2 separate regions of the Homo sapiens genome follow, and region 1 is linked to region 2. Evidence: read pairs that join two places in POLR2A ChIA-PET (ENCODE). Cell type or tissue: endothelial cell of umbilical vein. All regions are shown on one strand.

Region 1 (4,000 bases), 69 kb after region 2:
GCGGGCCCTGCACTCGGAGCAGCCGGCCAGCCCTGCCGGCCCCGGGCAACGAGGGGCTTACACCTGGGCCTGCAGCTGCGGAGGGTGTACTGGGTCCCTAAGCAGTGCCGGCCCACCGGCGCTGCGCTCGATTTCTCGCCGGGTCTTAGCTGCCTCCCCGCGGGGCAGGGCTCAGGACCTGCAGCCCGCCATGCCTGAGACCCCCCTCTTCCGTGGGCTCCTGTGCGGCCGGACCCTCCCCGACGAGCACCGCCCGCTGCTCCACTGGCACCTAGTCCCATCGACCACCCAAGGGCTGAGGAGTGCGGGCACACAGCGCGGGACTGGCAGGCAGCTCCACCTGCAGCCCAGGTGCGGGATCCACTGGGTGAAACCAGCTGGGCTCCTGACTCTGGTGGGACCTTGGAGAACCTTTATGTCTAGCTCAGGATTGTAAATACACCAATCGGCACTCTGTATCTAGCTCAAGGTTTGTAAACACACCAATCAGCACCCTGTGTCTAGCTCAGGGTTTGTGAATGCACCAATGGACACTCTGTATCTAGCTGCTCTGGTGGGGCCTTGGAGAACCTTGTGTGGACACTCTGTATCTAGCTAATCTGGTGGGGAGGAGGAGAACCTTTGGGTCTAGCTCAGGGATTGTAAACGCACCAATCAGCACCCCGTCAAAACAGGCCACTCGGCTCTACCAATCAGCAGGATGTGGGTGGGGGCAGATAAGAGAATAAAAGCAGGCTGCCCGAGCCAGCAGTGGCAACCCGCTGGAGTTGGCTTCCCCAATGTGGAAGTTTTGTTCTTTCTCTCTTTGGGTGCACGCTGCTTTTATGAGCTGTAACGCTCACTGCGAAGATCTGCAGCTTCCCTCCTAAGCCCACAGAGACCATGAGCCCACCAGGAGGAATGAACAACTCCAGACACGCCGCTTTAAGAGCTTGTAACACTCACCACGAAGGTCTGTAGCTTCAGTCCTGAGCCAGTGAGACCACGAACCCACCAGAAGGAAGAAACTCCGAACACATCTTAACATCAGAAGGAACAAACTCCAGACACGCCGCCTTTAAGAACTGTAGCACTCACCGCGAGGGTCCGCGGCTTCATTCTTAGTCAGTGAGACCAAGAACCCACCAATTCCAGACACAGTGTGACAGACAAGCCATGGAGAATCTAGACAAAGAGGGCTGCACGCCAGCACCGTGAGGCAGGAACACGCCTGCTGTGCTCTAGGCACACCCAAGTGAAATGCTGAGGGGCAAGGTGGGAGCATCAGTTAGGGCCCTGGGGGCCACGAAAAGAATTTGGAGTGTCCTCTGAGAGAGATGGGGACCACTGGAAAATTGCGCAGAAAAGTGACATGGTCTGATTTACGTTCTAAGGAAATCGTTCTGGGTGCTCTGTTGGGAACAGACTGCGTTAGCGGGGGTGGGGATGAGGGTGGAAGCATGGAGAGTCATTAGGGGGCTAAAGCAAAGTTTAGGCCAAAGATGATGGGGGCTTAGAGCAGGAGAGGAGGGATGGAAAGGGGTGATCCGGTCATATTTTGAAATAGCTCTGGCAGGATCTGCTGACGAAGTCTACATGGGGTGGGAGAGAGAGAAGGGTGGAGGATGGCCCAGGTTTTGGACCTGAGAGGCCTGAGTCTGTATCATAACCAGCCTGCAAGGCAAAAATGGGTCTCGTTCTTCCTCACCATATCCTCAGGAATGTGGAGTGGGTGCCGGGCCAGGACGATGATCAGGGAGAGAGGAGGGGAGCAAGGACAAAAAGACGACATGGGGGAACCGGTAGGGGAAGAAGGAATATCTACACTGTGAACATTCCTAAAGTCCTGCCTCCCCCACGAAGTCTGTGGGACTAATCTGACGAGTGATGACTTCCTGACCCTTCTCAAGGGAATTCTTGCACCCACCTCCCCTCCACACTTCCCAGCTTCAACTCCCATCCTTGAACAAAAGCAGCACGTTAGTAACCTGCTGGTTGAGAAGTAACATAGGTCACTGTGGGATTCACTATCACATGGTCAGGCTATGAACTTGACTGCTGCAACAGCCCCAAACACCCGGGAGGAAATGAGCTAGGATGCATTTCTCCCTCATGGAATTCTCTGAACGTAAGTAGTCCAGGGCTGCTCAGCAGCTCCACAGGGCAGAGAGCCAGCCCCAGCTGTTCCACCCTGGGAGGCTGGCCTCATCTCATGGGCTCAGACAGCCCATCACCACATCTGCCCTCTGGACGGCCAGAAGGAGGAAGCTGGGTCAGGGGCGTGCGGGGATGGAGCTGCGGGTCCGGGGAATGAAGGAGGGAGGCCCCTGCCGCTTAAGGACATGCCCAGAGGTTGCCTCCGCCCCTTCTACTCACATCCTATTGGCCAGAACTTGTCCCTGTGGCTACCCTGGGTGTAAAGGAGCCTGGGAAATAGAGATTTTATTCTGGGGAGTCATGTCTTCAACTAAATCAATGACTATGGTAGAAGGAAAGGCGAATTTGGGGCCAGTCATGGTGGCTAACACCTGTAATCCCAGCAGTTTGGGAAGCTAAGGAGAGAGGATCACTGGAGTCCAGGATCTCAAAACCAGCCTGGGCAACATAGTAAGACCCCGTCACTACAAAAAATAAAAAATAAATAGCTGGGTGTGGTAGCATGTGCCCATAGTCCCAGCTACTAGAGAGGCTGAGGTGAGAGGATCACTTTGAGCCTGGAAGGTCAAGGCTACAGTGAGCCGAGATCACACTACTGCATTGCAGCCTGAATGACAGAGTGAGAACCTGTCCAGAAAAAAAAAAAAATTAGGGAGACTGCTAGCTGCTCTGGCACAGGGATGTCCAACGCAGTTGCATTTGACCTTAGTGTTAGGTTCCTACTCCCTGTGTGAGCCTCTCAGGATGGAGCCCAGCTTAATTTTATGCCTAGTGTTCCATTATTGGAACGCTAAGCATGCGGGAGTTATTTATATCCCACTGCTCTATGTCATTGCCAAGGTCTGATTTTTCACACGTCTGCAATTCAAAAAAATTGCAACATCCGGCATAAATGGGTTAATCCCCTTCATTTTACGCACAGACTTTTCCAGCATATAAAGCATTGTCACCCACATAATTGTACTTGGTCTTCACAATATGCCATGAGGTAGGTAGTTTAATTCAATTTTACCCATAAGAAAAGCAGGGTTTAGCAAGGTGAGGCGATTAGCACAGGGCCACAGGCTGATGAATGCTGGGATTTGAACTCAGACCTTCTCTCCAGAATATTTGCTCTCACCCCTCACTAGCAGGGAGTAATGGGGTTATTGTGAATGTGAGGGTGAGTGGATTTCTACCACTTATACCACCACCACCAGAAGCTTTCAGGAAAGACAGCAGCTAAAGATAGGTGTGACTTGATAGAGCACAATCCCATCACTCTCACAGACACAGAAAAATCTGCTCCAACCCTGCAAATCAGCGTGATATGGAGGGAAAGGCACAGGGCAGAGCAGCCAGGACCAGGCCTGGGACCAGGCCTGACTCAGCCAACATCCCCCCGTACAGACAGCCTCCATGTCCAAAACTGCATCTGTGATGATCAGCTTGTGTCTGTGCCACACCAATGTTTAATTTTTTTTTTTTTTTTTTGAGACAGAGTCTCCCTCTGTCGCCCGGGCTGGAGTGCAGTGGTGCTATCTCAGCTTCCTGCAAACTCCGCCTCCCAGGTTCACGCCATTCTCCTGCCTCAGCCTCCTGAGTAGCTGGGACTACAGGCGCCCACCGCCATGCCCAGCTAATTTTTTATATTTTTAGTAGAGACGGGGTTTCACCGTGTTAGCCAGGATGGTCTCAATCTCCTGCCCTCGTGATCCTCCCGCTTCAGCCTCCCAAAGTGCTGAGATTACAGGCATGAGCCACTGTGCCCGGCCTGTTTAATATTTTTAATATCATCCCTGGTGAATCTGTTCCTGGTGGGTCCCATAGTGTCCTGTTGTGTTGAGAAAGCTCTCTGAGCTTCAGTTCCACATGTACAAAAAAG
Region 2 (4,000 bases):
CAGCACCCTCCCCTCACGTGCTAGAACTCAGTCCGCCTTTGTTAGTGCCGGTACTGGGCTAGGATCCAGGTGATGCAGACTTTGATGGACTAACCAGAGGACCTAGCACCACCAAAGTCCAAGGGAAAAAGTCTTTTGGAATGTACTTGTTTATAAGGTGGAGATTGTCTGTTCACAATTTAGGCAGCTGGATTTAGCATCAACTCAGAATATTTTTCTGGGTCTGACATTCTCCTTGGTCAGAGGTCAAATTGTTCCATGAAGATGAAGACTCACTGAATTAATAACCAGCTAAAACGAAGCTTCCTCGTGTTACCGTGATGGGGGGTGGGTGGGAGGAGGGAGATGTGGGTGTGTTTTATTTTGTTTCTGGAATAGGAGAGGGCTGGGTTTCTCTACTTATGTACTTACTTAGATAAATCAGATTTCTACAAGTAAAGGAGTCTGGATTATTGTGGAGGTCACAATCCCTAGATAAATTACACCACCAATTTCCATTCATCCACCCATCCAATATTTATTAAGACCTATTATATACTGTCTCTATAGCCCAATCCACAGAAACACATAATGAAAGAGTTTTGGTTTTGGTTTTGTTTTATAGACAGGGTCTCACTCTGTTGCCCAGGCTGGAGTGCAGTGGTGCAATTGTAGCTCACTGCAGCCTCTACCTCCTGGGCTCAAGTGATCCTCCTGACTCAGCCTCCTGAGCAGCTGGGTCTACAGGTATGAGCCACCGCACCAGGCTAATAAAGGGTTTTAGAACTTAAAGAAACCTTAAGAACCTGCAAAGCCCAACTCCCCAAGAGAAACACAAGGGCCCACTGGTAGAAATAACTTGAGTAGCCTGAACCAATGTGACCCGAACAGGAAAGGGAGGGAGCCAGGCAGGGCATGAGTCCTGGCTCTGCACCTTGCTAGCTGGCGACTTGGGGCAGCTACTTAACCTCCTATGGCTTGTTTTCTCATGGGATGAACAAAATCACAGAGCACCTGCCCTACTGCTCTGCTGATGGGCTGCGCACTCGGGTGACTGCAGCATGCACTCACGCTCTGCAGAGTGGCCCATGCCCAGACAAAGGCAACTGTGGCCTGTCGCGTCCATCATGACCATGGTCCTGGGTATAGGCAGGGGCCACCCTCTTTGTGCATGTTTGTAGGTTTTCAGAAAAAAATAAAATCCTAAGCCCCCCTACCGACTAAACGGACTCCCCCTTGGCCAAAGGGACCCCAGAGAAATATTAAAACTGAGTTCCTGGCCATGATAGGATGGGAGGTTGAACACCCCTCCTTATACCCTCTCCCTCGCTAACCACCATTAGACTTTCTTTCCTAAGAGTTAAACAGAACTGGCCCAGCAGGGACTCCCTTCCCTTTTTGCGGGTTTTTTTTTTTCTTTTGAGACAGGGTCTCACATTTTCACCCAGGCTGGAGTGTAGTGATGCAATCTCAACTCACTGCAGCTTCTGCCTCCCAGGTTCAAGCCATCTTCCCACCTCAGCCCTCCCATTAGCTGGGATTACTGGTGCACCACCATGCCCAGCTAGTATGTGTTTGTCTGTGTGTGTGTGTGTGCACGCGCGTGTGCCACCATGCCCAGCTAGTGTGTGTGCGTGCGTGCATGCCACCATGCCCAGCTAGTTAGTGAGTGAGTGAGAGTGTGTGTGTGTGTGTGTGTGTGTGTGTGTGTGTGTGTGTGTGTGTGTGTGTGTGCTGACCAGCATTCCTTCCTGGTAAGAGACCACCAACCACGGAATGGTTCTGGCTGATTTACAGAGGCTGTGCACAAGATGCCTCTGTGTCCTCCATTTCACCTTTTGACCTATAGAGGCTAATTTTAATGCATTTAAATGTTAAGTCTCCATCCCAAAATGAATGTGGGACATATGTAACATGTATGTTTGCTTACTGTATATGCAAATGCCTCCTCCCATTATGAATATTCATAGCTCCTCCCATAACCTGTTAAATATGTACACTGAGCCAACCCTTTTGGAATAAGTTTCTATTCCACCCCTTTCTCCCTTGAAGTGCCTGCTTTCAGTTTCTACCAGAGGCTACACTTCCCAGCCTGCAGGATGGCCAGCCTGCAGGCCACAACTCTGAATAAGAAAAGCTCTCCTCTCTAAGTTTATGAACCTTGTGATTCTTCAGTTGACATTTTTGACAGTGTGGTTGCTCTCTGGATAAGGGCAGGAAGGTGGTGCTGTCAAGCAGAGCAGCTTTGTAGAGGGTGTCGGGGCACAGCGTAGGTGTCGGGGCACAGCGTAGGTGCCCATTCAGAGCCCGAGGACTCATCCACCAGCTGTCCAGTGTTGGCTGCCAAGGGCTCACCACTGAGTCATTCCTCAGGAATGGCCCTCAGCCCAAGGGAGTTCCACCTCCTTACCCAGGGCAGCCCACATCCAGTGACCAACAGGGGCCACTCCACCTTCCAGAGCTCCTTGAAGGATCAGCTGAGGCCCCGCTGAAGCTCTATCAGTGCTATCACAAGCAGTTCAACTTCTCCCACTGCCCAACTCTGCTTCTCTCACTTCCTAACCAAGGCTGCTCGAGAGCTCCCCAGTAAACCTCCTGCATACAAACGTCCCGCCCAGGGAGGCTGACTCACAGCACCACCAAGGAACCTTGCTCCTCAGATGATGAGTCTCTGAGCACAATCCCAAAAGGGCAACAACCCCTGTTCCCCACAGGAGTCCAGCTTCACAGCTGCACCTACCTCCTCAGCCCAAGTCAGCCTGTTCCACAGTGGGGAGGGAATTACCCATTGAGTGAGGTCTTGCCCCACATAAAGCATTCTTGCCCCAAACACCCACACACAGAGAGGCACAAAGACCATCTTTACCTGTGGCAGGTGAAGGCAGAGTGTGGTCTGGCCACCCCTCCCCACCTCCCCTTCTCTCCAGTGTGAGGTCCTGGTGAGTGAGATCATGAATGGCAACTCTGATGCAGACAGAGCTGCTACAAGGCTACCTTGTAAGTGGCAACAGGGCTCTGTGGAAGGGGTGGGGCAGTCCTCCCAGCCTTGTCAGGGTTGGCAGGCATTAGCACACACAGGAGAGGAGAAGGCCATGTGACCACAGAGGCAGAAATTGAAGTCATGAGCCCAAAGACAGGGAATGCCGCTGCCACCCAAAAATGACGGAAGCAAGGACCTAGAGCCTCTGGAAGGAGCAAAGCCAGCCAACACCTTGATCTCAGCCCAGGGAAACTAAATTTGGACCTCCAGCCTCCAGAACTGGGAGAAAATAAATGCCTACTGTTTTAAGCCATTGAGTATGAGATAATTTGTTACAGCAGCTTCAGGAAGCCATCCTGACATCCAAGCTATGTCACTTCAGGCACAGCCTCTCACTCAGACTCCCTTCAGTGTCTGCAACTATAAAGTAGTTTTCCTTCCAGCTGAGCTGGTATAAGAGGAGGCTTTCCCTCCTATTTCTAGTTTACAACAGCCACTTAAGAAAGAAGTGGCTTTTTTCTATCGGTAAAATTTCAGACACCTAGCAGGTGATGATGGAGATATTTGGGGACAAAAGAGGGCACTGGAGTCTAAAACAGAAAAGCATAGTTACTTATTGCTATGGTTCAACTGTCTACGTCCTCCAAAATCCATGTGTTGGAACCTAAACCCCAAAGTGACGCTATTAAAAGGTGGCGCCTTTTAGGAAGTGATGAAGTCCTGAGGGCTCTGCCTTCGTGAATGGATTAGTGCTCTGATAAAAGAGGCAGATGAGAGCACTTCAGTGTACTTTTTTTCTTTTTTTTTAATTGAGACAGAGTCTGGCTCTGTCACCCAGGATGGAGTGCAGTGGCACGATCTCAGTTCACTGAAACCTCCACCTCCCAGGTTCAAGCAATTCTCCTGCCTCAGCCTCCTGAGTAGCTGGGATTATAGGCACATGCCACCATGCCCAGCTAATTTTTTTTTTTTTTTTTTTTTTGAGACAGAGTCTCACTCTGTCGCCCAGGCTGGAGTGCTAAGCTCCGCCTCCTGGGTTCA

Evidence for each region. ChIA-PET counts read pairs that join two places held together with the same protein. Peaks named below come from ENCODE experiments on the same cell type or tissue, not always from the same donor. Only the 100,000 strongest peaks of a DNase experiment are listed, where the experiment ranks them.
Region 1: POLR2A ChIA-PET joins it to region 2 with 6 read pairs; 9 of 35 experiments call an interaction of 5 or more read pairs at or near these places.

The regions. Positions count from the first base shown.
Region 1 is chr12:6,159,552-6,163,551 of GRCh38, forward strand. The region is part of intron 1 of LOC124902866 (a long non-coding RNA gene); the gene reads right to left. Among named protein-coding and RNA genes, the nearest start is that of VWF, 37 kb to the left of the region's middle. RefSeq lists an enhancer at 1-39. In endothelial cell of umbilical vein, no CTCF peak of the experiment used is centred here; a DNase peak (open chromatin) is centred at 2,090; H3K27ac peaks cover 2,474 bases.
Region 2 is chr12:6,090,961-6,094,960 of GRCh38, forward strand. The region is part of intron 6 of VWF (von Willebrand factor); the gene reads right to left. Among named protein-coding and RNA genes, the nearest start is that of VWF, 32 kb to the right of the region's middle. RefSeq lists enhancers at 2,282-2,878, 2,879-3,474. In endothelial cell of umbilical vein, no CTCF peak of the experiment used is centred here; a DNase peak (open chromatin) is centred at 2,351; H3K27ac peaks cover 2,416 bases.